Regions from separate parts of the Mus musculus genome. Here region 1 is linked to region 2. A link is a loop called in an ENCODE intact Hi-C map of the cell type or tissue named here. Cell type or tissue: heart. All regions are shown on one strand. Links, peaks and the distances in the headings refer to the core of each region. The heading gives the core; the rest is flanking DNA.

Region 1 (15,976 bases), core at 5,277-13,276, 90 kb after region 2:
TTCCTTCCCTGCCTCTTCGGTGTAGTAGATGCTGCCGGACCTTGATTTACAACCGACATCTTCAAAGTCAGCAACGGCAGGTTGACCCCGCCCCTTTTTACTTCACTCCCCTTCTTCCTGCCGCCCTCTTCTGTCCTAATCACCCTTTGTAATTACACTGGATCCCACCGCGTAATAACACAATCCACCATAATTAGCTATTTGCAGGTCAGCTGCCTGGCAACCTCCATCCCATCTACAACTTTCCCTCTTTTCTCTTTGTAATTTGGTGTTGGGATGAGAAATGTCTCCCCCTGGCTCAGGTATTTGAGCACTTGGACCCCATTTAGTGGTGTCGTTTGAGGAGGTGACACAGCCCTGCTGGAGGACCGTGGTCACCAGGGGTGGGCTCTGAGAGTTCATGGCCTGTCCCCACTTTTGGTTTACCACCTCTGGTTTGTGTTTGCCCTTGAGGAGTCTCCAGCTTTCTGCTCATGACACAGTACCAGCCACTTGCTACCACCATGCCTTTCAGCCATAATGGACTCATCCCTTTGAAAACATACACCCAAATAAAACTCTCTCTTCCATAAGTTGTCTTTGTGATGGTGTTTTATCTCAGCAACAGAAAAATAGTTAATATAGTAATATAATTACATATTTTGGGGATTAAGAAATGAGGGCACTATTATTTTGATACCACAGTATGCTTTCAAAAATTTACAAATTGTATGCAGAATTTATATATACCCAGCCTCTTTCTTGTCTATAAATGTGAACGTGTTATAGACATTCTTGTATATCTTCTTCACCTGTTTATTTATTTTATGTATACAAGTACTCTATCTGCAGACATACCTGCATACCAGAAGAGGGCATGGAATCCCATTACAGATGGTTGTGAGCCACCATGTCGTTGCTGGGAATTGAACTCAGGACCTTTGGAAGAGCAATCAGAGCTCTTAACCTCTGAGCCATCTCTCAAGCCCCCTTCTTTGTCTGTTTATTACTAGATCTTCAATACATCTCCAGATCCTTGTATTTGACTCTATGTCATTATTTATTGCACCTGCATGATATTGTGTGCACTTATGGGAGTTAGAACTCGTTGCTAAGCAAAGAGCCGCAGTGCAAGATTCCACAAAGAGAAGGCACGAGGCATAGAAAGGAGAAATGAAGCTGAGGCTCACTGTCAATCAGGAAGAAGACATGGCATAATGAGGAAGCATGACTCATAAGGCGAGGGAAGAAGATGGCAGTCAGGAGATATGACTGACAGGAAGATGGACGATCCCGGCACAGAACAGGTGCGGGTGGTATTACCACACAGCTGTGGGCTGTTTCCCTTACAGTCACTAGTTCAACCTTGGCAACAACCATGAGTCAAAGGTGCTCTCATACAAACCCTTTAAAAAGGTGACAATGGCCAGGCGGTGGTGGCACAGGCCTTTAATCCCAGCACTTGGGAGACAGAGGCAGGCGGATCTCTGAGTTCCAGGCCAGCCTGGTCTACAGAGTGAGTTCCAGGACAGCCAGGGATATACAGAGAAACCCTGTCTCAAAACAAAACAAAACAAAAAAACAACAAAAAAAGTGACAATGGATCCTCTAGTCCCAGCACTCAAGAGGCAGAGGCAGGAGACTAGCCACAAGTTCAAAGCCAGCCTAGTAAACGTAGTAAATTCCAGGCCCAACAGATCTAAAGAGTGAGATCCTGTGTGGTAGGATTTCATTGCTGTGAAGAGACACCATGATCAAGGCAACTCTTATAAAGGAAACATTTAACTGAGACGGCCTTACAGGTTCAGAGATTCAGTCCACTGGTGGGAAGCTTGGCAGCATCCAGGCAGACTTGGTACTGGAAGAGCCAAAAGTTCTACATTTTGATCTAAAGGCAGCCAGGAGGAGATTGTCTTGCCCAGGCAGCCAGGAAGAGGGTCTCTTCCACACTGGGCAGAGTTTGAGCACAGGACCTCAAAGCTCAGCCTACAGCAACACACTTCCTCCAACAAGGCCACACCTGCAATAGCTCCACTTCCCATGGTCCAAACATATTTAAACCAGTACAGGGAGAGAGGAGAAAATGAAGGCACAGAGAAATTAAATGACATATTGGGTCCCAGATGGAAAGTGACAGAGGAAGAATTTGATCCCAGGAACCTGCAACTACTCTGATTTCAGAACTCTATTCCCAGATGACTTTATAGTGCCGAGGAGAGTCGGGAGCTCTATTTGCTAGTGTGCTTTCTGCATGAGCTGACACTCTCGTCCTGGATTTCCAGGAGACCTTGATTCCTTGAGTGTCCATACATAACACCAACGAGCACCATAATGTGACAAAGAACAAACTTTCCAACTAGACAAGTTTCATTTCAGACCCCGGATCTTTCATTCACTAGCTGTGTGACTTTGGGCTTCGGATGAACCCCTCTGTCAGAGGAGAAAAATCAGAACCTGGAGAAATAACATGCAGTAAAGTGTAGAGCCATGGGGACCCCAGTCTAACGCCCAATGCCCATGTGGAAAAGCCAGGCGCTATCACAGTTGTAATCCCAGTGCGGGAAGGAGGAAGCAAGTGGATCCCCAGGGCTTACTGGCCATTTGGCCTCACAGGATTGGCAAGCCCTGGGCCCCCATGAGAGACCATGTCTCAAGCAAAGCAGAGTCCCCCACATCAAAGCAGACTAGAAATAAGTGAAAGATGTCTGAAGGTGAAACTCTGGCTTTCACATGTGTTTGGACGTACATACATGTTCATGCACACAGAGAGAAAGATAAAACCCAGCTCACAGGATTGAGGTTTTGCTAGGACAAGAGATGCCAGATGCTGGGCAGTGTCCTGGTTAGTTAGTCAGTGGTCCTCCGGGGAAGCTGCCGTCCTAAAGGGGTCATTTGAAGAGGACTCCTCAGTTGTTACAATGATAGGACATTGCTACCAGCAGACCTTCTGGTTATCAGAGTTGAACCAGTATGGTCTCTTGACTGGCAGTCCTTACTGGCATCTAAGTCCATGCCATTCTGCGTGTTAGGTATTTCAAACACAAGGTCTGAGCACAGGCAGACTGCCAGATGTTTTCCAATGCTCAGAGCGGTGAGGCACAGTCAGGAAGTTTTCCTTGCCTCACCTGACTTGCAAATGTCCCAGTGAAGAGTCACATAAATAAAAAGCCTGCTCGTTATCCCAGCCTAGCCTGGCATCACATTGCACGGAAACGCAGCATATTATTTGCTTGCTATTAATTATGCTAACACATTCACCACTGAGCAACAACCCCTGTGGACACAGTAAGAAAACTGTGCTTTGCCTTCTTGGAAATTTTACTACGGGATATACCCCCAAAAGATCTTTTGAAATAAATTGTGTGTTTGTATGTGTTCATGTACATGTGTGTATGGTATGGTATGCGTGTGTTGGTGTATGTGGAGGTCAAAGGTCAACGTCTGGTGTGTTCTTCTATCAGTCTTTCTTTATTTTCTGGGCCCGGGTCCCTCACTGACCCTGGAGCTTCATCTCTTTAGTCATGTTGGGTAGTGAGCCCCAAAGATCTCCCCCCTCCCCCATTAGCATTGGGAGAACAGGGCACAGCTTTTCATGTGGATGGTGGGGATGCTGGGGTCTGAACTCAGGTTTCATGCTCGTGAATGAGCGCTTTACCAACTGAACCATCACCGGGACTCTGGTATTTGAATTACCTATACCACATAGCTATTGCAGTTTGTGTTTAAGGTGCTCCGTGAAAACATATACGAGAAGATATTAGAGATCTTTTCTAATTTAGAATAAAATACTACTAAATAAGTAAGTGGAGCAGCCAGCCTTCAAGGTAATCCTCAATGAGTCTCATCTTCTTTTTTTGGTTTGGTTTTCGAGACAGGGTTTCTCTGTATAGCCCTGGCTGTCCTGGAACTCACTCTGTAGACCAGGCTGGCCTGAAACTCAGAAATCCGCCTGCCTCTGCCTCCCGAGGGCTGGAATTAAAGGCGTGCACCACCACGCCCAACTTTCTTTTTGTTTTTAAGATTTATTTATTTTTTCTATGTATATGAGTACACTGTAGCTGTCTTCAGACACACCAGAAGAGGGCATCGGATCCCATTACAGATGGTTGTGAGCCACCATGTGGTTGCTGGGAATTGAATTCAGGACCTCTGGAAGAGCAGTCAGTGCTCTAACCACTGAGCCATCTCTCCAGCGCTAGAGATCCTTTCTAATTTAGAATAAAATATCACTAAATAAGTAAGTGTAGTAGCCAGCTTTCGAGATACTTCAAGATAATCCTCGACGAGTCTCAACTTCTGATAGTCATGGTTTTGAGCAATACCCTTGACCATTGTATCAGACTTGGTCTATGTGGGCAGGAGAATGTACTATGACATATCACTTCTGAAATTCTCTCTCTCCTCCTCCTCCCTCCTTCCCTCAGAGAGAGAGAGAGAGAGAGAGAGAGAGAGAGAGAGAGAGAGAGAGAGAGAGAGAGAGGAGGTGAATCAGTGTGCAGGCATGTGGTCCCATGGAGGCCAGAGGAAGACATCGTGTGCCCTTATTGCTCTCTGATTTGTGGCCTTGAGACAGAGTCCATTGTATCTGGAAGCTCACTCTTTCGGCTAGGCTGACCAGTAAGCTCCCGGACCCTCTTGTCCTTACCCTGCAACCCAGCAATGCTGGGGTCACAAACATGTTCAGGTGTGTTTAGTTTTTGTTTGTGCTGGGGCTTTGAGCTCAGGTCTTCATACTTACAGTATTCCTACCTACTGAGGTCTCTCTCTTCCCTCTTCCCTCTCCCTTCTCTCCCCTCTCTCCCTTCTCTCCCCCCTCTCCCTTCTCTCCCCTCTCCCTTCTCTCCCCCCTCTCCCTTCTCTCCCCTCTCCCCTCTCCCCTCTCTTTCTCTCTCTCTTTTCAAGTCAGGGTTTCTCTGTATAGCCCTGGCTGTCCTGGAACTCACTCTGTAGACCAAGCTGGCCTTGAACTCAGAAATCCACTTGCCTCTGCCTCCCAAGTGCTGGGATTAAAGGCGTGTGCCACCACTGCCCTTCGAGGCATCCCTTTTAATTAAAAAAAAAAAAAAAGAAAGAAAAGAAAAAAAAGAAACTTTAAAAAAAGCCTCAGTGATTGGGCTATGTAACTGAGCCTAGGCCACTAATCACTTAGCATTTCACTGTGTACAGGGATTGGCTTATGGGTAGTCAAATCGGTGGGGGTGGGGGGACTACTCTTCTCCAGGCTCCAGAGGAAGCAGTTCTGTGGAGATGTAAGACGGAATGATAGTGGGACTGAGCCAAGATGCTGTAAGAAAATGTCATGCGCTGAGGGATTCAGGACAGAAATTCATTTTTCACAGACTTGGGGCCCCGAATTCTAGGATCAAGTCTGCCTGCAAACTCAGTTTCTGGTATGGGATCCACCACCTCATAGGTGGAGGGAGTGAAATTAGTTTTTTAAAAATTGCATCTATCTATCATCTATCATACATCTATCATCCATTTATTTATCTATCATCTATCGATCCATCCTTTTTTTTTTTTTCTTTTTCAAGACAGGGTTTCTTTGTATAGCCCTGGCTGTCCTGGAACTCACTTTGTAGACCAGGCTGGCCTCGAACTCAGAAATCCGCCTGCCTCTGCCTCCCGAGTGCTGGGATTAAAGGCGTGCACCACCACACCCAGCTCCTTTTTTTTTTAATTTATTTATTATATGCAAGTGCACTGCAGCTGCCTTCAGACACTGCAGAAGAGGGCATCAGATCTCATTACAGATGGTTGTGAGCCACCATGAGGTTGCTGGGATTTGAACTCTGGACCTTCGGAAGAGCAGTTGGTGCTCTTACCCACTGAGTCATCTCTCCAGCCCCCATCTATTTATTTTTTTAAAAAGATTTTATTATTTATTTATTTATTTATTTATTTGATGTATACGTACACTATCACTGTCTTCAGACATACCAGAGGAAGGCATCTGATTCCATTACAAATGGTTGTGAGCCACCATGTGGTTGCTGGGAATTGCACTCAGGACCTCCTGAAGAGCCTTCAGTGCTCTTAACCACTGAGCCATCTCTCCAGCCCCATCCATTTATTTTATTGTGTATGAGTGCATGCCCACTTGTATGTGGATTATTTTATTGTGTATGTGTGTATGTGGAAGCCAGAGGACAATTTGAAGGAATTGGTTCTCTCCTACTTCATGAAATCCAGTGATCACCCTAGTTCTCCAGCCCTGTCAGCAAGCCCCTCTCCCCTAAGCCAGCTCCCAGGCACAGAGAGCTCTGTTTACAAGGGCTTTAACCCTGTTCCCGAGGCCACCATCCTTGAGATCAGCCATAGGATTTCAATATACGAACCAGGTCTGAGGAGGCGTTACTTTCAGATCATACCCCTTACCACACTTCCCCCCAGATTTACAAGTCACATTAATTTTATTATTTAAGCCAATATGAGGTGACGTTTTTCTGTTCCTTGTCACGAAAAGAAGCAAACTAAACAGTTTGTTAGTCTCCACCACAGAAAGTCTCGTTTCCTCTTCTTCCAGACGCAATCTCTCTCTCTCACACTGGAGGTGTCCTAGTGCTATGTCTGTCGCTGTGATAAAATACCCAGACAAAAGACAACCTGCAGAGAGGGTTCATTTTTGGCTTATAATATAGGGTTTCAGTCCATCAGAGAAGTCGGGGCTGCAGGAACTTAAAACAGCCAGTCACATCAGACCTACAGCCAAGAGCAGACAGCGCACGCCTGTCCCCTGCTCAGCACACATTCTCTTACACTATCCAGGCCCCCAAACCAGGGAACGGTGCCCCTTTCTCAGGCCAAGTCTTCCCACATCAATTAGAGCAGTCACGACACTCTCCCATGGCTCTCCCCTAGCCATGTCTGCATGTGTGCAATAAATCTTCATGTCACACGCGTTAAGGAAATGGTAGCATTGGTGCGATCAGAGGGTAAAGCTTTTAGTACAAGTGCCATAAAGTGTCACCTCATATGCAGGCCTGACTTCTGAAGAGGAACCTCAGCAATAATCACCATGACCCAGGTGACAGAGGTGTTTCTAAAGTAAAGCTAGTGGGTGAAGCCGTTCTGTTACTCAACACAGTAAACCCTCTGAAGAGGAGACGCAGTATTTGAAAGTGTTTACACTTCCATGTGGAAACAGCCCACTGCAATCTTTTAGTTCCCATGGAGTAGGGTTTGCTTTGCACTCTTAGAAGATGGGCTATGAATTGCACCGTTAGTAGTACAGTCCTTGGCTGGCAGTTAAGGACGAATCAGAACAGCCCACCCAGCCTGAACTGCTCTCTGTTCTTGGTAGGTTTCTTTCTGGAGTAGAGCTCATTGGCTGTTTTGGGTGAAGTGGATCTTCGGCTCTGGTCCAAGGCAGAAAAGGATCCCAAAGTTTCTGCCGCAGACCCTCTGGGCCCCTTTGTCTGCGTGGAATGGGTCTCTAGTCGTGGGTGGACAAAGTGTAGGATGAGGGACAAACAGATGCACACAGGAGAGGTCGTGTGGAATCTGAATGTAATTTGTCAAATCGAGCGTCGGACTTTTTATGCAGAAGACAATAAGGAAGTTGGGTGACACACCAAAAGTACAAGCAAGGTACAAAGAGGTTACTGGATTCTTACATAAAACAGAGGAATGCAAACACAGAAGGTCTAACAGGAACCACCTGGGATAGAATTCATTGTTAACAACTGGGATCAAAAAGGGCTCCACCTGGGCTGGTGAGATGGCTCAGTGGGTAAGAGCACCCAACTGCTCTGCCAAAGGTCCAGTGTTCAAGTCCCAGCAACCACATGGTGGCTCACAACCATCCGTAACAAGATCTGACGCCCTCTTCTGGTGTGTCTGAAGACACCTACAGTGTACTTACATATAATAAATAAATAAATCTTTAAAAAAAAAAAAAAGAAAGAAAAAGGGCTCCACCTAAGATTCACTATCTTAGAAGCCAGGGTCAAGGGCTTCATGCCCTTGCCATAGTTCCTATTTTAGTCTGTTGAATAGTCCACCTTCCCCTTAGGCCATTGTAAATACGTGTGTGTGTGTGTGTGTGTGTGTGTGTGTGTGTGTGTGTGTATGGGTGTAACTCAGCTATAGTCTTAGAAGCCAGGTGTGAGGTCTTTACTCTCCTAGGGCAAGGGCTTTCACACCCAAGTCATGGTTCTAACTAGGGAGTTCCGTTCTAGCTAACCGTCTCAAGAATAATGCAATACTCTAAAACCACAGCCCAATCTACTTCCTAAACCATTGTAAATTCCTGTATATGGGAGCGACTTGGCTTTTATTGATAGTGTAATACGAGAGGCTATTCTGAATGTCACTGTCTAGCTCAAGGACGTTCTAGGACTGTTGGAACACTGAGGCTTTAGCTATGTCAGAATTCAATCTTAAAAGGCACTTATAATAGGATGATACTGAAAGAGAGCATGTGGATCCATACACTAGATTAACGCGGGAATGGAGAATTAAGAGAACTCCAGACTCCAGGAGGAGAGCTTCCTTGAAACTCTTTTTGCCTCATGAGCAGCTTTTAGGCATCCCTGCCTGACAGGCTGACTCGACTGGAGTGCCGTGGCAAGTTTCAAAATCTCCCCAGCCTGGGGAGCCTCGACAGACAGGTGCTCAGGCCAGAATCTAACAACGTATATGAGCAGCAGGGTGTGCTGGCTCACTCGGAGGCAGAGACAGGTGGATCTCTATGAGATGGAGATCAGTCTGGTCTACAAAGCAAGTTCCAGGGCAACCAGGGCACTGTTACACAGGAAAACCATGTCTTGGAAACAAACAATCAAAAAAATCAGCAACAAGACAAAACAAAACCACCAAAGTATATGATTGCATAGCATTTGGTGGAGTTCCAATTCAAGTAATGCATGTATGGAGGTCTGGTCTTTTTCTTCAATATTCAAACTCATTTTATGTGTATGAGTGGTTTTATTTCCCTATTTATTTATTTATTTCATGTATATAAGTATACCATTGCTCTCTTCAGACACACCAGAAGAGGGCACCAGACTCCATTGTAGATGGTTGTGAGTCACCATGTGGTTGTTGGGAATTAAACTCAGGACCTCTGGAAGAGCAGTTGGTGCTCTTAACCATTGAGCCATCTCTCCAGCCTGTGTATTTTTGTTTTGCCTGAATGCATATATGTGCACCATTTGCATGCTTGATGTCCAGGGAATCCAGAAGAGGAAGGTGGCCCCTGGATCTGGAGTTACAGGTGGATGTGAGCCCCACTCTGGGTCCTCCGGTAGAGCATCTTCCCAGTCCCCCTTGCCCCCCTTTTTAACTGATGGAGAAGTGAAAGCAGACGGCACATTCTGGACAGGCAACGCACTACTACTACACTATATCCCAGATCCTCCAGTAGTTTTGAGACAGGACCTCACTTCAGCTTGATCTTTTGTTTTGTTTTGTTTTGTTTTGTTTTTGTTTTTGTTTTTTTCGAGACAGGGTTTCTCTGTATAGCCCTGGCTGTCCTGGAACTCACTTTGTAGACCAGGCTGGCCTGGAACTCAGAAATCCACCTGCCTCTGCCTCCCAAGTGCTGGGATTAAAGGCGTGCGCCACCACGCCCGGCTCGGTTTGGTCTTGAATTTGCTGTGTAATCCAGTCTGACTGGAAATAGAAATATGCTTGAGACCATGATCATACCCAAGCTGAGACATTTTGGAATGCAGGGATCACAGGCATGTATCACCACACCTGTTTATATGATGCTTGGGATACAAGCCAGAGCCTTATGTATTTAAGGCTAAATAATGTACCAACTGAACTACATTCCCTAGCTCTGGGACAGATACCTAAAGATGTTCCCTTCTGCTGCCCCTCTTGCTTGTTAGTGTGTGTGCATAATCCCATACTCCAAAAAGGAATTTATGCAGTGAATATTTATTGAATACCTAAATCCTAGATTATATACAAGAACTACAGGAGTAACAGGATCCAGGATGTCATTTGTGACAGTTACGTGACACAAAAATCTTTTTGCTTTACTCTATCTAGGTGAAGTGTGTTTTTACCTTCAATGTAGTAGTAACTTGGACTTTGCATCTTTCTTTAACTGCATTTATATTCTGTAGGAAATGTGGTTTTTGAAGTTATGCTGAAAAATCCAGAGGCAGTATCTCTAAAGGAGATAAGTAAAGATTTGCTCCCAAAACAAGCCAAAAATCTATTTGGATAGACGGAAAAAGGAATCAGGCTGAAATAGCTATGTAGCTTTGCTTTGCGGGTACCCTCAGAAAACCAGTACTGACTGGGATCCCTGGACCTGTAACTTCATCTTCTGAGGTCTTGGTTTTTGAACGTCTTGGAGTGCGTTCTCGACTCTCGGCAGCTGGTGAACAATGCTCAACTGCTGATATGCAAGAGGACCTTGCGTAATAGGCTTGGGTTCCCCGTACCGGTGCTCTCACCGATGCTGAGGCGCTTGAGTTTACACTACTACCGCAAACCGCAGCAGGAGAGGTCCGGACCTCAGCTCCAGGACGCAGGTAGAGCACCGCGCCAGCCCCGCCCTCAGGAATCAAGCCCCGCCCTCTATCTAATCGGTCGCACTATGATTGGTCTCCGCAGAGCGCACGGGTCCAGCCCCGTTCCGCCTCTGAGGTCCCGGTCCCGCCTCCAGGGGTTATGCCCCGCCCACGCAGGCCACTTGCTGCAATCCCATTGGTTCCTGCGGTGCGCACGGCGCCTCGCCCCCGCCCCACCGGCGCCCTGGCCTCCCGCCCGCCGCCGGCCCCCGGCTCCCGGACTGAGGTTGATCGGGCCGCTGCTTCCCGGACAGACGCGCGCCCTCGACGTCCCTGCTCCTGCCTGGGCTCGGTGTAGACTTCGCAGGTAGCCGGGTGAGTGCGGTTGGCAGGTCTCGGGTTTCTGTGATCTGCCGATCGAACGCAGGGCGCCGGCCCGGCGCGGCCTGAGGTTCTGTGGCGCCGCCCGTGTCGGTGCCAAGGAGCGCGCGGGCGACCGGCGGGGCCCGGCCTGCGCCCGCGTCCTCTCGGCGCCCCGTGGCCCTGACGCCGCCGTGACCCGCGCTCAGCCGAGGCAGGCCGCTCCGCCGCGCATCTCGTCCTGAGTCTGGGGAGGTCCCCAAGGCGATCGGTAGGGGATGGAGGTCCTGTGGGGCACCGCCGCAGCCGCCACCGAGGCCCCACGAGCGTCTGGGGACGAGCGACCCTCCCGTTTGCTCGGAGCCGTTGCCAGGAACTGTCCTTGTATCCTTGACTTTCCCCTCCATCCTGCAAGCGCTGGGGGGAGAGGGAGGAGAGGGAGGAGAGGGAGGAGAGGGAGGGAAGTCTTTGGGAATTCATCCTAAGTGGCGAGTGGCCTTTTCAGAGAAGTAGCAGAGCAGTGGTCGTTGTAGGCTAGGCCATTTTGGTCTTTAGCCAGTAAGTTGGTTTTCACCACTGGAAGGTACTTGAGCCTGAGAGGTGGGTAGATACGTGACCTTTCCGACCGTAGCAGCAGAGGGCTGGGCTCGCTCTTCCACCTTGCTGCTGCGATGGGAGGAGGGGCGTGGGAATTCAAACCTCTCGCTGGAGTAGATATGCTCACCCTCAACAACATCCACCCCCCTACCCCCCCGTGCATCCTTCGCGCTCCAACTCTTCACCCTATTTGTACCACAAATCCCATTTCTAGATAATTCCAGGGGCGCTTATTCCCAGGCTTCTCATCCTCCTTTCTCGTTTGTCTTTTCTACCTGTGTGCGGCTTCCAAAAACCAGAGCCAAGCAATTTAAACACTTAAACGAGCATAGTGTTCAAAGACTTCCTGATCCTAAAAATGAAACCCAGAGGTTAATTTGCATAGCGATGCTTCAAGAAAAGCAGGTTTAATCGGAACGGGGTGAGGATGTAGTTTTTTCCTCTTCAGGAGACACACCCTTTGATCCTCCCCATTCTTCCTCTATCAGCTAGACAGCAGCCTTCAACGCTATTGCGTTGTTTGGTTTTGGTTTTGGTTTTCTAAATTCACTACTGGGGTCAATTGATTAAAGAATCAATCTTGCTTAGTCCTTATGTGTCTTTTAATGTAATAAACATTGAAGAAGATTATCAAGTAAAGTTTTCAGACAATACAGAAACAGCAAATAAAAAGTGAAACCCTCCAGCACGCCTTAAATCCCAGCACTCAGGCAGGTGAGGCCAGTCTTGTCTACAGCTCCAGTTCCAGGACTGCCAGGACTATACAGAGAAACCCTGTCTTGAAAAAAAGGCTGGGGGAGTTCCTCAAAATTCTCTCCTTCACTCTCCACTCTTTATGTCCCAGTTCTACTCTTTTTTTTTTAATTATTTATTATATGTAAGTACACTGTAGCTGTCCTCAGATACTCCAGAAGAGAGCATCAGATTTTGTTACGGATGGTTGTGAGCCACCATGTGGTTGCTGGGATTTGAACTCGGGACCTTCAGAAGAGCAGTCGACGCTCTTAACCACTGAGCCATCTCGACAGCCCCCCAGTTCTACTCTTAAGGAGGCCATCATAACACAATGCTATTTGGCAACAGATAATGACACATTTACACATTGATGTATGTAGACTAATCTTTTTTTTTTTTAATTAAAATTTTAAAAGTTGCTAAGAGGGCTGGAGAGGTGGCTCAGAGGTTGAGTGCTCCCTGCTATGAAAGAGGACCCAAGTTCAGTTTCTTGACTGAAGCCACATCAGACTCACAGCTCCCCTGAAACTCACACTCCAGGGAATCCCATGACTTTGGCCTCTGTGGGCACCTGCACTCAGATGCACTCCACACAGGATCACATATATACAATTTCAAAAGCCGTGTGCTGTTATTTGGATGTACAATAATGTGTTTTTGGTCTCTTACTGATAGACATTTTGGTTGCTTCACCTTGTAGGAGAGAGTCCTAAACACCAAAGCTGGGCCTAGCCAGGGCATCTGGAGGGCTCCATTCCAAGGGCTGGAAGGACAGCAGATACAGTCATTCCTGCGTTTTGTTCACCCGCAGCTTGTCTGCACTCTCCAGGGTCCATCACAGTCAAACCTTGCTCTCTGTGAGGCAAGGCCCAGTGGGTCTCAGGGCTTACAGGAGGAAGGCATCAGCGTGCCATCAAGATGAAGCCAGCCCTGCCAATTGGAGGGAGGGAGGACTCTGGGCCAGGCTCCAGGGCCATCAGCACAGGTTGGAGGCTGCCAGAGCAGTTGGGGCTGTGCGCTGCTTCCATTTGGCCTGCCATGCTCTGCCTCAGGGCACAGCTGGCTTCCTTAGCGTTCCTCCCTGGGTTGGCTCTCTCCTGTAGCATGCATTAGGTTGAGGGGTTTACCCTCTCTAGTGGTGCTCAAAGGCTGTTGGGGTTTGCTGAGAGGTGACCGTTTGTGAGCCCCTGAGGCCCTGCTTCGGTTCTCTTCCTCGCCCTGATTGATACAGTTGGCTAATAGATTCTCTCTAGGTTCTGCAGCTTCGCCCCACCCTGACCTGCTCCTGGGCTGCTGTTAAGCACTCCTCAGACCCTGGGCCATTTCCCCACTCATCACAGAGAAGTGCCACTTCTCTGTGAGTTTAATGTGGCGTGTGGCTCTGTTTTCATCCCCGAGTTGGGTATTTGAACCCCTTGAATACAAACAATGTAGAAGTATAGTCTCTAGGGACCCTGGAAATATTTTGTTGTTATTTTCTCTGTAATCTCTCTTGTCATTTTTATGTGAACTTCTGCTTCTGGTTCTCTAGTTTCCTTTGATTCCTGACATCCACCCTCCACACATAATTGTTTGCTTGAGATAGTTTCTTGCATTGTAGCCCAGGCTTGCTAGGTACTCATTATATAGCCCAGGCTTGCCCCAAACCCAAAGCTGTCTTTCTGCCTGATTCTCCCCGGTGCTGACTGTACAAGCAGGAGTACCATGCCTGGCTGGGTTTTTATTTTTTTTTTTATTTTTGGTTTTTGCCCAGATCTTGCTCTGTAATCCAGGGTAGCCAGGCCGTACTTAACTTGGAATTACAGCTCTCCTGTTGCAGTCTTCATAGTGCTAAGGGTTACAGACGGCACCTTGTCTGCTCGTATGCACGCGAGTCATCTGTTTGCCTGTGAGGATCAGAAGAGAAGTTCACATGGTTGGGAGTGGCTCTTGGTGTCAAAGCCCGGTCCTCTGTGTGACAGTTGATACTCTAACCCCTGAGCTGCACCCCGGCCTCTCTCTTGCTTTAACTCTTACTTCTCAGTTTTTCTGTTTGGATACTGTGCCACCTCATGCTTCTATTTCTCTTGTCTCGGCCTCTGGGATGCTGAGATTAGATGTGGCTCTTGTTTGTTTGTTTGTTTGTTTGTTTGTTTGTTTGTTTTTCGAGACAGGGTTTCTCTGTGTAGCCCTGGCTGTCCTGGAACTTGCTCTAGAGACCAGCTGCCCTTGAACTCAGCGATCTGCCTGCCTTTGCCTCCGGAGTGTTGGGATTAAAGGCGTGAGCCAACACCTTCTGCATCTCATTTTTCTTTTTCAAAACATATTTATTTACTTGTGTATGTCTGTGGGTATGTGCACGACACAATTCATGGGGTGGAGGCCCTAGAACTACTTAGGAGAGAGCTCTTTCCCTGGATTCTAGGCCTCAGCTCAGGCTGTCAAGCTTGGGTGGAGCAGGTGCCTTCAGGCTGCTGAGCCGGCTCCCTGGCCCGGATCTGCACTTAAAACAAAGTGTCCACTGAGATGGTTCTAACTCCCAAAGGCTAGTTTCCATCCTCAGTGTTTCTTAGCATGGTATTCATTTTTGAAATGCTTTTATACATTTTATTTATGTGTTTGTGTGTGTGTGTATGTGTATGTGTGTGTGTGTGTGTGTGTGAGAAAGAGAGAGAGAGAGAGAGAGGCAGGCAGAGGACAATTTGCAGGAGTCAGTTTTTTCTTAGTGTGTAGATCCCAGGGATCAAGCACTCAGGTGCCAGGTGCTCCGGTGTCAGGCACGGGGGCTGAGCCATCTCTCTGGCTCTCTTGGTTTTCTGGGCTTGGAATGACTTCCCCCCTCCCCCTTGTGGTTTGTTGTAACAAGCTACTTTTTTTTTTTTTTTAACCACTCTGTATATCTTTCAAGTTCAAAAGTTCTTGATACTGGTAGTCTTTAACTGTGCTTAGAATAAAACTAGGGGCTTAAAAAATGATTGCAGTCTCTGAGGTGTGGTGGAGACCTTTGCCGTGTTTTACTGCTCCAGGCCATCAGGTTACTGGAAACCCCCACACCTGCGATTTTGTACACTGCATCTTTTCTGGCAGGCTCCTTGGGGAAGAGTTGTCTCATTTGGAAGCTCGCCTGGTCACCGGTGTCCGAGCCACACAGAGGCCGAGACTTTGCATCGGCATGCGTGCAGTTCCTTACGGTGTTTCCCTGGGGGTGCCTGTCCCGGCTCTTCTGTAGGTACCATCAGTGTGGGGCACAAGAGATCAGAAGCAAAGCCAGCATCAGCCACAGGCTTCTCCCGCACAGAAGTCACCGGTGCTGGCAGCAGGAGAGTGGAGGGACCACAGGCCGCCACGTTTCTGATGTGCCCTGCTCTTTACTGCTGGGCCTCAGCTTTCCTGCCAGCATGGCCTTGTCATTTGCCTTGTCATGGCCTGGCTACATGAGACCCTTTCACATAAAAGGAAACAAACAAACAAGAAAGTAATTAAGAATTGAGACGTGTTGACTGATTCTGCGCTAGCGTGAAACACCCTAACGATGAAGGGAAAGTTTTACTGATCTTTGCTCCTTCCGTTCCCCCATGCTCCTCCCCACAAGAGGCATTTAGTAGTTATCTAATGGCTCTCCACCTTTCTATGCTTCAGCTCCCTAATAGTCCTCATGTTGTGCTGACCCCCAGCCATAAAAGGACATTCACTGTCCCCTCATAACTGTATTTCTGCTACTGTGGTCAATTGTGGATAAATAGCTGTGGTTTTGGATAGTCTTAGGTGAGCCGTGTGAAAGGGTTGTGTGGCACCCACAGGGGTGGAGACCCACGGGTTGAGAGGCGCTGCTTTAGAGGCAGGCGTTTTTGTGC
Region 2 (15,529 bases), core at 1-8,000:
TAGTGGTTGCTTTGTCTTTGTCTCTTCTATAAAGTTGGATCCTCCAGATAGCCACTGCCTTTTCCTCAAGGGAGCAACGGTGGCTTTCCTTAATGATGAAGTTTGGAATTTGTCAAATGCACAACAGGGAAAATATCTTTATATCCTTTTTTTGTACTGACTTGAATTTGAATTGCTAGCTTTGAATTGCCTTGTACTCATAAATTCTTTCAATGTAACAATAAGAAATGATAATTAGCTGTGAACTTTCCTTGAGTCTGTCTGACAGTGTGACATGTATCTTGTATTCATTTAAACATTAAGTCTATGATGCCTGAGTAATGTAGCTCCATTTCACAGGTGAGAGGCTACTGTTGGGTGCCCAGTGGTGCAGGGAGCAAGAGACAGAGTCATAATCACACCACAGGGTCTAACCCCTTCTGAATGGGAGATAAAGAATGAGACAAGTGGAAATTTTTCTTTTGCTTTTAACCTGGCATTACCTGATACCTAAATTGGTAGCATACTTAACTTTTATGATGGTGCCACTGCATAAAATATTCCTAAATGCTTACAGTTTAATTTTATAAGTATCATAATGGAACTTTTTTTAGAAGTTTATTTATTTATTTATGTGTATGTCTGTGTACCTAGTGTCCAAGGAGACCAAAAGAGGGTGTCAGGTCCCCTGAAACTAGAGTTACAGACACTTATGGCTCACTTGAGAACTGGGAACCAAACCTGGGTCCTTTACAAATACAGCAAGTGATCTTACCAATGAGCCTCTCTCCAGACCTTCTTTTTTTCTTTTTTTAAGATTTATTTATTTATTATATGTAAGTACACTGTAGCTGTCTTCAGACACATCAGAAGAGGGCATCAGATCTCATTACAGATGGGTTTGAGCCACCAGGTGGTTGTTGGGATTTGAACTCAGGACCCTGGAAGAACAGTCAGTGCTCTCTCTCTCTCTCTCTTTTTTTTTTTTTTTTTTTTTTTTTTTTTTTTGGTATTTCGAGACAGGGTTTCTCTGTATAGCCCTGGCTGTCCTGGAACTCACTCTGTAGACCAGGCTGGCCTCGAACTCAGAAATCCGCCTGCCTCTGCCTCCTGAGTGCTGGGATTAAAGGGGTGTGCCACCACCACCCGGCCAGTCAGTGCTCTTAACTGCTGAGCCATTTCTCCAGCCCCTCTCCAGATCTTCTTATTTATTGTTATTTTTCTTAATATGGATATACTATTGATTGCTAGTAACATAGTATGTTAGTTACATTTTTGTTGCTACGGCAAGCACCATGACCAAAAGCAGTTTATGGAAGGGTTCAGTTGGGCCTACAGTTCCATAATGGCTGGGAAGCCTTGTCATCAAGATAGGTGAGAGAGAGGGAGAGAGAGCGAGCAGTAAGCAGGGATGAGGCCAGGCCATAGACCATCAAAGCCTGCCCCGGTGAAGCGCTTCCTCCAACAAGGATGCACCTTCTAAAGGCTCCATAACTTCTCTAACACCAACCGGGGCTGATTCTTCAGACTCAGGAACCGGTGGGGGACATTTTTCATTAAAACTGCCACAAATAGATGCATATTAACTTGTTTTTTTTTCTCATTTTTGAAACAAATAAAAGAATTTATGGAAACAAGTTGAACCTGTTACCAACCGGATCAACTGATGAATGTTAACTCCCTGTGAGAGCTGAAATGCTGACTATACCGCGTGCATAATGCTTAAGTGAAGAAGACCATGGCACCCCTGACCAGCTCCGTGCTGACTGGCTGGCTGGCTGGCTGGCTGTCCTTACCACTCGCCTTCCAGCGCTTGTGTTCCTGTCACACCTCAGATACTGCTAATCATCCCGTTGCTCTAGCAGTGACTGACAGTTTTAGTAGCTGTGGTGCCACTTTGAATTTGAAAGTGCAAAGCTATATATAAAGAAAAAGGAGTCCTGCCCAGCATCTTGAATGGTTTCTTTACCCCTCTCTGCTAAGTTGAACCTTAACAATCCTTCCATTTACGTATCTTAAAAGATGTGATGGAGAAGTTATCAGCTGGTGTTTTCAGGTATGCTAAAACAAAAAACTAAATCATCATTTTTCAATTCTCAAAGACATAAAGAGTTTGTATTCATTCCAATTTTATGGTATATCTAGTACTTGTATATATTTTTTTTAATTCACTGTAGACAAATAGCTGTTCTTTCATGTTTCTCAAAATGTGTCTGCTTGTGCACCTGTGAGGATTGCCACAGAGAGAGGATCTTGTGCTTTTTCTCCCCCACACCCCTACCCCCATTCTGTTGTGTGTCTCTCCTTTCTCCTTCCCCTCTAGCCAAAGAATTTGAAATAATTCAGAGCTTGACAAGGTTGTTTAAATTGGGATTTTATATCAATTATAAAGTAAGAATTAGATAAAGGGACTGAGTAGTATATTTTTTCTTTCAAAACCTAAACACTTTTAGCCCAGTGTTGTGGCACACAGCTGTATTCAAGGCACTTGGAAGGCTAAGAGTCATGAGTCTGAGGCCATACTGGGCTAGCTAACAAGACAAACCCAGTTTTAAAAAAGAAAGAAAAGGGGGGAAATTACTACTTCTTTAAGCCACAGAAATATTAATGAATGCATTTGTAATTTCTGTTTGGATTTTTCTTTTTAAGATAGCTATCTAGCTCAGGCTGGCTGACCAGCAACTTGCAGAGGTTCACCTGCCTCTGCCTCGCCAGTGCTGGGATTAAAGGCTCGAGCTGCTTGTGTTAGATAAAGGAAAATAAGCAAATGTGTGGTCTACTGCATCCTGCGTGCTGTGCTCCTCTGTGCCTGTGCCTGACATCTCGAATCATTTCCCTCCTCAGGCCTCTGCTCGATGAGCCCATCCCACTGTATGAGGCAAAGGTTTCCATGGAAGTTGTTCAGAAAAATCAAGAAAGAAAAAAGCAAGTCGTTCAATTTTAATTCTCTTCCCTGATCTCAGTCGGATGCACCCACACCAGTGGGGGAAGCCAGTTTTCTTTGGAAATTGTTGAGAAAAACCAAGGACGATAAAGCAAGATTTTATATTTTTAAGCCTGTTTTCCTGCCACAGTAAGATGTTTGGTTATTTGACATATTTGAAAAATACTTCCAAAATTAATGTGCAAACAATCCAGATAATTTTTTTACCATCTGAAGGGGACATTCCAAAAGCTTCTTTTAGTTATTGTATCTGTACACTTTGCCTCTGCTATAAAATTCTTTCCATTAAGAAAACTGCTTTCAGCAAAAGCTACACTATTCTAGCAAATACATCTGTCACATGCTTTTGCTATACCAAACGTCATTTGATTTTGTTATCAACTTCATTCTCAACACCTTCCTTAACAAACCGTTGATGCCATTATTTTAGCATTTGTACTTTCCGACTTCAAAGTATCTAATCCACTGGCATTTAAAATGTTTTTAAATATTCATTCACTCTGAATTTCTCCGAGATCATACGGAATCATAGTACCTGGTCCTGTAGTAGTGACGGCATTTGCATAGAGGGCTGCGGTGGTCGGGCACTGGGGACAAGGGTGGAAGAGTTGGCCTGCGGCTAGCCTGAAGCTGGCGGACATTTCCCCCTCGTGGGTACTGTGTTGAGCTCGGCCCATCACCGTCTCTCTCAGAATGATATTGCGGCTTCTCACGGAGAGAAGTAACTGCCCATCACCACCAATCAATGTGTTGTTTGCTGTGCATTCATGCTCCGTACCCGGGGCTGACACTACGCCCGCTGCCGAGTTGGTACTGTTAATCCCTTTTCCGAGCCCTACCGGGTGCCGCGCGCCGCCGTCGCGTTCTCAGCGACGCCGACCTCGCAGCAGGAGAGCCGCGAGCTGCGCGCGCCCGGCCGGAAGCGGCCACCGGGAAATCTGTTGGGCGGGGCGGCACGGCCTGGCACGCATGCTCCGTCGGGGCGGGCCCGTGGCGGGGCGGGGCCTCAGGAGCCTCCAGTCCGTGAGCAGCGCGGGGTCTGGGCGGGGCCGGGGCGCGCGGGAAGCCCCGGCAGGGCTGCGGAGCTGCCTCGGTGCTGCGCAATGGCTGTCTCGGTGCCCGGCTACTCGCCTAGCTTCAAGAGGCCGCCTGAGACCGTGCGGCTCCGCCGGAAAAGGTCTCGGGACCATGGTGCCGCCGTGCCCGCCTCACTGCCGGAGCCCGCGCCCCGCCGCGCCGCGCTGGCGGCTGGGCTGCCCTTGCGCCCCTTCCCGACCGCCGGCGGCAGAGGAGGCGCCGCCGCGACCATCGCCCGCAGGAACCCTTTCGCTCGCCTGGACAACCGGCCGCGAGTCTCGGACGAGGCCAGCGAAGAGCCGCTCCGCGGTCCTCAGGGGGCGTCGGGCCCGGTGAGTCTCCGCGTCCCGCAGCCGGGCGTCAGGGGTGGGAATGGGCGCGAACAGCCGCCGCAGGCTGATGTCCTGAGCTGGGGCGGGGGAGGGGGTGGCTGCCCTCTCCTGTAAGAAGGACTTAGGGATGGATACCCAGGAAGGTGGCTCGAATAGTCCTCCGAACTGTGATGGAAAGCCACAGAATCTGCCTTCTCACCATCCTTTCAAGACCTTTTTCTCAGGCACTTGAAATTACTGTGGACTGTTGAAGATAAATCGGGTCAGAATTTACAAATGTTGGTTTTACTCATAAAGCTTTTTTGGAACTTTTGGTCTAAGATTTTTGTATCAGTTATTAAATGCGTCAAAGTCTGGCCTTTCCTCCCGTTTAGATAAGTTCAGGCACAAATCTGCAATGAAACATGGTACTGTATGGATGTGAGCTCCCACTCACTCTCCTGAGAACCTGGTGTGCCAGGTGAGCCCTTACATAGTTCACATTCCCTCATCGCTTAGGTTTTAAAAGGACCACTCTTTTCTTAACCTCAGCTTCTAGATTCTAATGAAGAAAATAACTTGCTGTGGGAGGACACATCATCTCATGAAAGAACTGGCACGGAACTGTCCCAGGTACTTTTAAAAATTACATTTCTAGTTTGTGCCACAATTGTGTGTGTAGAGGCCAGTCCCTCCACTGTGTGAGTAGAAGGATTGGACTCAGGTTGTCAGGCAGGCCAGAAGCAAGTGCCTCTACCTTCTGAGCCATCTCAATGGCTCACTCTAGGAAATACTTTCAAAGGGCTGAATATAATGTATATTCTAATAAACATACTTCTCAAAAGCTTTTCTCTTGAAAAAATGAGTTCCAGGAATGAATTCAAAGTCTGGGACTGAACCTCAGTTTGTAAAATGCTTGCCTAATGTTCAAAGACCTCAGGGCTGGATCCCCAGGAATTCCATGAATTACATGGGACATGATGCTGTACACTTAGAGCTGTCTCACTGGAGTGAAGGAGGGATTGCCAGGCCTTTGATAGCATCCTCAGATGCAGAGACAGTTGAGGCCAGCCTGGGACACATGAGAACCTTCTCTGAGAAGAAAAGAGAAACTTGAGAGTGATTATTTCTATACAGGTGTTTTGATACTAGACATGGGCTCTGGTGGCCAAAGCCTGCTTTGTGCTGGGGATCAAGCTCAACACTTCCCACAAGTTGAGAAACAGTCTGCCCTCCCTTGCTCATAGTTACAGGTAGATGCATTTTTCCCCACTGGGAACAGGCTGAGAGTGCCCAAGATTCATGCTAGTGTTCACATAGTCAGCTTCTCTGACAGGATCTTTGTATGATGTTCCCTAAGGAAGTCCTTCTGGAGTGGACAATACGGACTTGTGCAGCTAGTTGACTATAATTGTTTTTTCTTTGTATTTTTTTTAAAACTGAAGGTAATGTTTTTAAAACCCTTTAAAAGTTCTACCAAGATGGCTAAGCCTAAAGAAAGAGCTGTTGTCTCTATACTATTGTCTCAGTAGTTCTGAGCCTTACAAGATACTTTTTAAATACTAAGAATGTAAGTGGGCTTAGAGGCAGAGGCAAGTGGATCTTTGCATTTGAGACCAGCCTGGTCTATAAGAGTGAGTTCCAGGAGAGCAAGCGCCATGCAGAGAAACTCTCTCTTGGGGGGTAGAGGATGGGTACTGGAAACATTTCTACTTTGCTGTCTGTAGTATAGAAATATGAAAACTCAGAAGTGAGCCAGGACCCTCCAGCCCCGCCCCACCTGGCTTTATTCACTTATGTCCTCTCGGGTCAGTTCTCTTCCTCCGACTCAAACTGTCAGGCTTAGTGGCACGTGCTATTACCCAGTGAGTCATCTCTGTGCTCTGAGACCTCTCAATAGCTTAGTTTTCCTCCCTCTCGACTTGTCAGGTATAATCCATTTTTAATATTAGACCATTCATAAATTTTGACATTTAGCAAACAGGAGTAGAACTGATAAGTCTTTATTAAAAGGTTTTCCTTGAAATAGTAATTTTTGTGTTCTTTGTTTTCCTAAGAGTCAACGTGTATCGTTGTCTGAATCGGACACTTGGTCGTCAGATGGTACTGAGTTACCTGTGGACTGGAGTATTAAAACCCGACTCCTTTTCACCTCTTCTCAACCCTTTTCCTGGGCAGATCATCTGAAAGCACAGGAAGAAGCCCAAGGACTTGTCCAGCATTGTAGGGCAACAGAAGTGACTTTACCCCAGAGTATACAGGTAAGTCTGAAATGAAGGAGCCTGAGAGGAAGGGGTGTGTGTGTGTGTGTGTGTGTGTGTGTGTGTGTGTGTGTGTGTCTGCGTGTCTGCACATTGCAGGTATCAGGACGACAGAGTCTAAGGATCTAGTTTTGTGTCCCAGTCTTTCCTTCTCTGCCTTGTTGCCTTGAAACAGGAATTGTATGAGCTTAGGGCTCATTTTCTTTAGCGAGTCTGGTGGCGTGGTCAGCCCAGCAACTCTCCTGGCTCCACTCTCCTCAGTCCTGAGGTGACAGTCAGGCACAGGATAATCTCAACTTGTTGCCTGGGTCCCGAGTTCCAAACTCAGGTTCCTGTAATGCTGTTAATCCAGCCCCTGTCAACCTAGGCTAGTGTTCAAATGAAGTGTAGAAGGCTCTTTCCTTCCTCAACGTAGCATGAGCTGTTCTTCTGACATGTGCAGAGTCCAGAAGTTGACGTCATTTCTCCCGAAAGGTACTTTCACTTCCTGTTTGTCAGGTTAAGAAGTGCTCAGTACAGCTAGAGACTGGAGATAAAACAGTATCGTAGACAGGCAGTGTCCTCTCTAAACCATCCTTTTCTTAGGTTTTTAAGAAAACATAGACAATTGAATTACAGTAGCTGATGAAGTTTTGCTCATTGTTTGTTGTTGGTGTTTGTGGTTTTGTTAAGTTTGTCGGTTTTTGAGACAGAGTCTTACTGTGTTGTGTAGCCCTGTCTGTCTTGAAACTCACTTTATATACTAGACTAACCTCGAACTCACAGAGATCTGCCTGCCTCTGCCTCTCAAGTGCTGGGTATACTGTGGTTCTTAATAAATTAAATAATAAATGAGTTCTAGAATGGCCTCAGAGTAGTTTAATTGCCATGAAGCAGCTCATGAATGCAGACTAGGTTATAACGGTTTGCTGGAAATAGGGCTTGAGATATATTTCTGGATAAATAGATCAGGACAGTTTGTACTTAGTGGGGTTCACTACTTTTGAGGTTGCATGCCCGGGGGAAGAATGCTCTTCCCGGGGGTCGGGGGGACTTGGTGCTGTCCTATGGGAAGAGTCCTCCATGCACACCCCTCTTCCAATCATCCAGTAGCTCGCCATTGTTCTCAGGGAAGGCAGAGACAGAATGTCCCATCTCCACGAGTGTGCTCTCTCCAGTGCGGGGTCAACACACACTTTGCTGTTCAGAAAGCAAATGTGGGCTGCATTTTAACCTCTTAGCAGTTGCTAAGGTCTCCCTTGTAATTATTGCACTAAGAATTCTTAGACTGGGTGGCAAAGGTGGCTCAGTGGTGAAGATAGAACACTGCTCCTCCTGAGAGAGGACCCACGTTCCCACTGCTCAGAGCTCCAGCTCCAGGCCTTCTACTGGCACCTATAATATACTACAGGCAAACAAAAAATTAAAAATAAAAATCATTTCTGGGGAGTGGTGAGGGTGTTTGAAGCAGTCTTTCCACATAGCCCTGGCTTTCCTGGGACTCCTTATGTAGACCAGACTGGCCTCTCGTAGGCCATCCTTCCTCCTAATTGCTGGGATTAAGGGTGTGTGCCATTTACCCCCAACTAACAAATAAAAATCTTCTTAGAAAATTGATTAGACTAAGTGTGTGATATGTTCAGTGTTTCTAGTGAAATGTCACCTTCGTGGTGAGTAAAAGTCACCTCTTTCCCCACCGAAATTTAGGATCCCAAACTGTCCACTGCGCTGCGCTGCGCCTTCCAGCAGGCTCTGGTCTACTGGCTTCACCCTGCCTTTTCGTGGCTGCCACTCTTCCCTAGAATTGGAGCTGATAGGAAAATGGCTGCAAAGACAAGTCCGTGGTCAGCTGATGAAACCCTGCAGCATGCTTTAATGAGCGACTGGTAAGCTAGCCCAGTCCAGAGGTGAGCCTGCGGGAGCAGGCAGGACGCTGCTGGTGGCTGGGTGTCAGCAGAAGGGCTGATGCTGAGTAGCTTTCTGTGTTTGTGGACGTTGTCAGACACGCAGTGACCAGGACTTACATTTGCTTTTTCCCGACTTGATCATTATCAGCTGTGTAGTACACAGTGTATAACGGATGTCCTGGACAAACAGCAAAAGGTAAGGCTTCCAGCTTCTTGTCAGTTGATGCTTTCTCATCAGAAGTTGTTCATGGTTAGGGACCAGGTAAAAACTGCTTGAAAGAACATCTGCAGCCCTCAAATGCAAAATTACACAACTTCAGAAACTCAACACAGTATTTGAAATGTTGGGTTTTTATCTACATGTTAGAATAAAAGAAATTAATTATTAATTAATTAAATTATTAATTAAATTAATTCAGAATTGAATTTAAAATATTGTAACACCTGAAAAACCTTCCTTTCTTCCTAGGTCTGTGAGTTTCACATCTCTGTATAACCTGCTGAAGACAAAGCTTTGTCCCTATTTCTATGTCTGCTCCTATCAGTTCACCGTCCTGTTCCGGGCAGCAGGACTGGCCGGAAGCAGTGTGATCACAGCGCTCATATCCCCTACGACAAGAGGCTTAAGAGAAGCTATGAGAAACGAAGGTAATAGCTGCGGCTTCAAAGGCAAGAGTCCTCTTGCCTTAGACGCTAAACTTTAGGGGCTGGAGGGACGACTTAGTGTTAACAAGCATGGGTTGTTCTTACCGAGAACCTGAGTTTAATTCCCAGCACCCAGGTGATGGCTAAAAGCCTTGCAACTATAGCCCCAAGAGATCAGATGTGCTCTCTGTAAGCACCAGACACATAAGCAGTTCCCGGACACAAACACCCATAGGCACTAAAAAAAAAAAAAATTCATCTTTTGCTAATTGGTCATCAATATTTTATGAGATGTAGTTTTTTTTTCTTTTCTTCCTGCTGGTAAAGGTGTCTGAAGGTACCTGGAAGTTACTTATGTTCCCTTTTCTGAACTCTGAGGTAAAGCACATATTAGGTCCTGTAAGCCACTGTCTTATTGAATATACTCTGCTTTTTAAAAGAAGACTGTACATTTATTTTGTATGTATGCATGTGTTTCTGTGGGCACACACATACCAAGGCGCACATGTAGAGACAGCTTCAAAGAGTCCTTCCATTCCATTAATGTGAGTTCTAGGATGTGAACGCAGATGTCATAAAACTTGGCAGATTCTGCCCACTAAACCCTCTCACCAGTCCTAGATTGTTTGATACCAAAAATCGTCTAATCTCTCCTTTAATAATTTTAAAACCATGCTATCTGCTCAGTTAGTGGGTCTAGGAAGGGCAGAAAGGAGAGAGACAAGTCCTTTTTATAGAAAACTTAGTCTGTGTAGCCTGAAAGTAGGACACTCCTGGTTAATGGAAGAAAATTGGATTATATTTTCTGATGTAGGTATTGAATTTTCTCTGCCTTTACTAGAAGAAATTGGCCATAAGAAGAAAGTTCGAGACCCAAGCCTGGAATCTGAGGAGTACGTAATCATAGCCCTTTGCATATTCACTTTCATGGATTCTCTAATTCAAACTCAAGGCAGTCGGTTTGTAACAGCATCAACTCTGTGAATATGTGCTTCTAACTATATCAGTTTCCTAGGGAGCAGGCAGTCAGTGACGAAGATGAAGAGGAGAGTTTTTCTTGGCTGGAAGAGATAGGCGTGCAAGATCAAATTAAGAAGCCAGACGTGATCTCTATCAAGCTGTATCCTTTGTGTTAAGAACTTCCACTGGGTTAGTGATTTTAACACAGTCCTTGCTGCTCAAGTATGAAGTGTTTGTTGGTTTCTCATCTTCAGATGGTTAGCATTTCGTTAAAGCTGTGACTGAGCCTGGAAGGCCCAGGTCTCTGGAGCCCGCCCACCCGCCCAGGCAGCTGGCTGCGCCTCTGTGAGCTACTTTTGCTTTCCTTGACTGTTGTCTTCAGACGTAAAGAAAAACATGAAGTACAAATGGACCACAGACCTGAGTCTGTCGTACTGGTGAAAGGACTCAACACCTTCAAACTGCTCAATTTTTTGATCAACTGCAAGAGTTTAGTTGCTACCTCAGGTGCACAGGCAGGTCTCCCACCCACTCTCTTATCCCCAATAGCCTTCCGAGGTGCCTCAATGCAAATGCTTAAGGTAAGTGTTTACTTCATCTACATACAGTCCAGCAATTTGTGTTGTTTTTGTAAACCTGGGGTTTCTGTAATCCTGGCTGTCCTGGACATAGACTACTGTGATCTCAAGTTTACAGAGATCCACCTGCCTCTGCCTCCTGAGTGCTGGGATTAAAAGCGTGTGCCACCATTCCTAGCTCAAATTCTCAATTTTTAAAAAATAATTCTAGGGACTCGGGAGATGGCTCAGTATTTAAATATGAGAACTGGCTGCTCTTGCAGAAGACCCAAATTCAGTTCCCTGCACCCACGTGGTGGTCACAGCCATTGGTAACTCAAGTGCCAAGGATTCTGATGCCTTCTTACCCCACGGGTAACAGGCACAACTGGGTGTGCATGCATTTGAGAAAATACAAAATCCAGCACACGGGAGGCAGAGGCAAGCAGATCTCAGTGAGTTAAGGAACAGCAAGGCCTACATAGTAAGACCCGATCTCAAAAAATGTGTGTGTGTATATATATGATAGCATATAAACAAGTTTTCATAATTGTAAACTGTTGTTGCATACTTTGGGCTGTGTGTCGGCACTGAGACTGCGTGGGGGAGGAGGCCTACTAGACAAGCAGCTTGACCAAGTCGCATTCCCAGGAGTTTTGGTTTTGCTTGAGAGCTAGGTGACATGAGTTATATCAAATCCCTTTTACTAATTTTCTGTACCACATGACTTTTTTTTAAATGTTCTGAAGGCACGGAGCAGTAATGTAAAGACACAAGCTCTTTCTGGATACAGAGATAAGTTTAGTTTGGATATCACAGGGCCTGTCATGCCTCATGCATTGCATTCTATGAGCATGCTACTCCGATCTTCACAGAGAGGGTCCTTCTCTGCAGGACTGTATGCACACGAGCCAACTGCAGTTTTCAATGTTGGCCTGTCTCTGGATAAAGAACTGGACAGAGTAAGTAGACCAGTCATACCCTATATCCTCTTGCTGGGGTAAATGTCACTTGTGCCAAATTTATATCGTTTGAAAACAAGTTACAAATTAATATCCACATGGGCATAAGATAAATTTCATGAATTTAGGAAATGCTAAATATGAATTCCTGATTCCTTTGTAGTTTATGGAAACATGATTTACCCCAGCTATTTTTCCCGTTTCTCATGTCTGTGTACATAACTTGCAGTTCTGCATGTGTTTAAGAGCACCCGGGATTGAGCGAGCTCACACGGAGCTGCTCTTCTACCTCAGTCATCAGTGTAGTCTTTTCCTCAAGACCTGAATGTCTGAACGTGGCTAATCTTGCTAGCTGGTCTCTGTGTGCCACCTTCAGACTAATTACAAGTGCAAACCATGTCTGCCCAGCATTCTTGGGCATTCTAGATAGCCTCCAACTCTGGTTATCACACTTGTACAGCAAGTGTTTTAACACTAAACCATCTTCAAGCCTTAGTTACTAATTTATTTTGGATTGTCTTTTTAGACTTTTTTTTTTTAAAGATTTATTTATTATATGTAAATACACTGTAGCTGTCTTCAGACACACCAGAAGAGGGAGTCAGATCTTGTTACGGATGGTTGTGAGCCACCATGTGGTTGCTGGGATTTGAACTCTGGACCTTCGGAAGAGCAGTTGGATGCTCTTACCCACTGAGCCATCTCACCAGCCCTTTTTTAGACTTTTTAAAGATAGTTTACAGTCCTTTAATTGGCACAGTATTTATCAAGCCTAATAGACTAGTTAATTTAGGATTTTCATACTACAGAAATTATTAGGATTATCTTCTAGCTATGATTGACTGAGCCATTTATTGGCAAGTCTTTATGGGGATTATTAAAAACTTGGTGAACCAAGCAAGAGAGATGGGTCAGCAGTTAAGAACACTGACTGCTGCTCTTCCAGAGGTCCCGAGTTCAATTCCCAGCAACTACATGGTGGTTCATAACCATCTGTAATGGGATCTGACGCCCTCTTCTGGTGTGTTTGAAGACAGCTCTGGTGTACTTGTATAAATCTTTTAAAAACAACAAAACCTCGGAGTTCAAGAACTAATGTGCTTTATGGATGTGGACTTGTGTTTTCCCAGAAAGTTGCTCGTGAGGACCTTGCTAATTGTGGGCTGCATCCTAAAACCCTGGAGCAGCTCAGTCAGAGGCCAGTGCTGGGGAAGTCATCCCTGCGGAGTGTGGAAATGAGTGACTACATTTTAAGTTGGAGATCCTGAACACCAAAGTAAGCCTAAAAGGAGTCTGAGGAAAAAGCTTCCTAGCAAGGAAATGCAAGATGCGTAGGCCCCTGGCTTTTAAAGTTCATTCGGAAGAATATATTTTAAAATACTGAAATGTTCCTAAACATTTTTATATTAACTTATTACATGCAATAGCATTAGGTTTTAAATCAAGATTTTGCTTTTATTATTTTCATACATTTTCAGAGATGAAGATGCAAGGAGCTTCCTTAATACCTCAGATAATTCAAATAAGAGTTCTATCCCTGCAACTTATTGTTAACCTGAGTAGAAAAGTCAGTGTTTTATTACAATTGAGAAACAGACTACCTGTAGCAATTATTCCAATGGAGACTAAAGCATCCACATTGTACCTTAGACGAGCAGTGAGTTCTTTCAAGACGTAGGGAAATGAGCATTTTTACTAATGATTTCTAGTTCCTCTGCTCTCACGTATGTTCATCTTCTGTGTCAAGTCAGAGGGGAGGCTACTTTGTACTTCATCTAAGTGCTGGGCCCTCAGCCATGTCAACTTACTACTTAGTATGCTTACAGGTAATCTGTGTTTGCATGTGTGTATAAAATTCAGTATTTTTAAATAAACGTGCATAGAAATCACAAGAATTGGGTAAGAAACAAATAGTGCTTAGTTATATGTGTTCCATAAAAGCCAGAGAATAAGACACAACATTTATTCCAGAGAAGTTTGTATTTGGGCCTTAAGCTTTTGAAAATAAAGTTTAGAGACATAGCATATGAATACCACTGTAATACACATGAATATTCTATCAGACCCTAAAAAATTAACATAAACTTCCTCAGTCAACAAAATAGCGGCTGGGTGCCAATTTTTATTAGATAAGTCGGTTACAGCATTTTTATTTACGTCTATCTAGGTGTAGCTGAAATTCAAAATGCACATCAAAGTAAAACTATATCACAACTGAAGCCATACTAATATGTACTTGGCCTCTGAAGTTGGACTTCCATTTTGACTTCCTTCTTATGACCCAAGTCAAGTGGCTTTAATGGGAATGCAGGACTTAGTACTGATCATGACACAATGTATCACTTTCTTTTCATAATCTCTACAAAAAGGGGGAGATGGTGGCATAGCCCTGTGGAACAGATCTTGCTTCATTGCCTTAATAACACTGGCCCAGTATCTGTCCAGCAGAACCCATTGTGAAATAGTACAAGGTGCACAGCCCTTCACTGATTACAGGCAAGTGTTACAGCAGCCTAGCCGTAAGGAAGGGAAGTTACATCATAGTACAAAATACAGTATAAAAGCGTTATTTAACATTCCACACTGAATATTACTGATGCCCTCAAACAATTGTTTGGATGTTAGCCACTTAAACAAATACATCACTAAGGTAAACAATATAAACATACCAAAACCCTGTATGGTTAAATACAATTTCCATGGTACAAAAACGAAAGCCTGGAGATGTTTGTACAGATTGCTTTTTACACAATGTCTTAAATTGTGAAATATTTACAACATTAAGGAGGAAATACATTGTGATGCAGAGTAAAATTATCTGAATGATTAATATAAAACCTCAATCTATCTACGTGAGGCACTCCTGAAGCAAGTGGCATTAGCCATGAGGTCCTTTGGTACAAGGCCCATTGCTTGAAGAACCACAGTTGCTGCTGTGGCTTTAGCATGCTTCTTATTAGGGCTGGCAAAGCTGGGCTGGTAAGCGCTTCCATTTATCAATACCTATTCAAGAAAAACATACAATTGGGCTGGTAAGGGCTTCCATTTCTCAATACCTATTCAAGAAAAACATACAATAAGAACAGCATCAAACTTTAATATCTATTAGCTTTGTAATTTTTTACTAAATTCTAAAAATAACTATAAATTACAAACCCCACATTATAGAAATTAATCTCAGCCCAGAAGCAACAAATGATTTTAAAAAGGAAACTGCAAAATAAATGCAAGCCTCCATACTATTTTTAAAAGCCCTAATAAAAGTATCCCCACATTCCACTAGAAAATACATTTTGCCCATACCCTCCCTTTAATTTTGTACCCTTTTTATAAAAACCCAACCACATAGTCACATCTGTGACCCACCCACAGAATATTAATACTGATTGTATCACACTCATCCCTTAACCCTCTATCATGACTATGTAATTAGTATGTAAGTTCATATTTACCCTAAAGAGGAAATGTTTGCGATGGTCAGGGCCACTGTCATGGACCAAGAGAAATTCAGGTGGTTGCCACCTTCTCTTATTACAGATTTCCATCAAGGCAGACACAGGATGTTTGCCTGTAGAGAGAAAAACAACTAGTTATAAAAGATTCCCATCAACTTTGCAGGAATTGTGAATTGAAGGTAATTGAAGGGTAAAAGCAAGAGCAGGTCACAGGGCAGTGCTCACCTGATAAGTCTTTCATTGCAGCAGAGAAGTTCCCAGAACGCTTTTGTGCTCTCTCTCCTACTGCAACAAGACCTTAAAAGGAAAAGGGGGGAAAAAGGCAAATTTACTATTATACCTAAAAAAATGTAATAGATGGAGAAAGATGCCCCTCACTACTGAAACCTAAAAAAACCCATACCTTCAACTAAAATCCTCAGATGACTCCTATTTTTCCTTTATAATCATATACCTATGAAGAGATAAAACTAAAGGCGCCGGAGAAATAGC

What was found. Peaks named below come from ENCODE experiments on the same cell type or tissue, not always from the same donor. Only the 100,000 strongest peaks of a DNase experiment are listed, where the experiment ranks them.
Region 1: it touches region 2 in a loop (2.6-fold over the local background); 2 of 42 quality-filtered maps call a loop at or near these places.

Annotation. Positions count from the first base shown.
Region 1 is chr16:91,592,432-91,608,407 of GRCm38, reverse strand. Tmem50b (transmembrane protein 50B) reads left to right here and starts at 10,728. Exons shown (of 7, transcript NM_030018.3): 1 at 10,728-10,826. In heart, for the core only: a CTCF peak has its summit at 8,955 (motif pointing right); DNase peaks (open chromatin) are centred at 10,607 and 13,107; H3K4me3 peaks cover 2,098 bases; H3K27ac peaks cover 1,360 bases; H3K27me3 peaks cover 1,232 bases.
Region 2 is chr16:91,677,210-91,692,738 of GRCm38, reverse strand. It overlaps Donson (downstream neighbor of SON), which reads left to right and starts at 4,011. Exons shown (of 10, transcript NM_021720.1): 1 at 4,011-4,332; 2 at 4,864-4,944; 3 at 6,369-6,572; 4 at 8,259-8,437; 5 at 8,928-9,106; 6 at 9,918-9,996; 7 at 10,119-10,223; 8 at 10,446-10,644; 9 at 11,370-11,582; 10 at 12,713-13,474. The coding sequence starts at 4,027. The coding sequence ends at 12,850. It overlaps Cryzl1 (crystallin, zeta (quinone reductase)-like 1), which reads left to right. Exons shown (of 13, transcript NM_133679.2): 11 at 35-140; 12 at 1,990-2,035; 13 at 2,824-3,417. The coding sequence ends at 2,923. It overlaps Gm10785 (predicted gene 10785), which reads right to left and starts at 3,841. Exons shown (of 6, transcript NR_040389.1): 1 at 3,459-3,841. It overlaps Son (Son DNA binding protein), which reads right to left. Exons shown (of 12, transcript NM_178880.4): 10 at 15,263-15,334; 11 at 15,035-15,150; 12 at 13,547-14,638. The coding sequence ends at 14,579. In heart, for the core only: no CTCF peak of the experiment used is centred there; a DNase peak (open chromatin) is centred at 3,898; H3K4me3 peaks cover 2,238 bases; H3K27ac peaks cover 1,342 bases.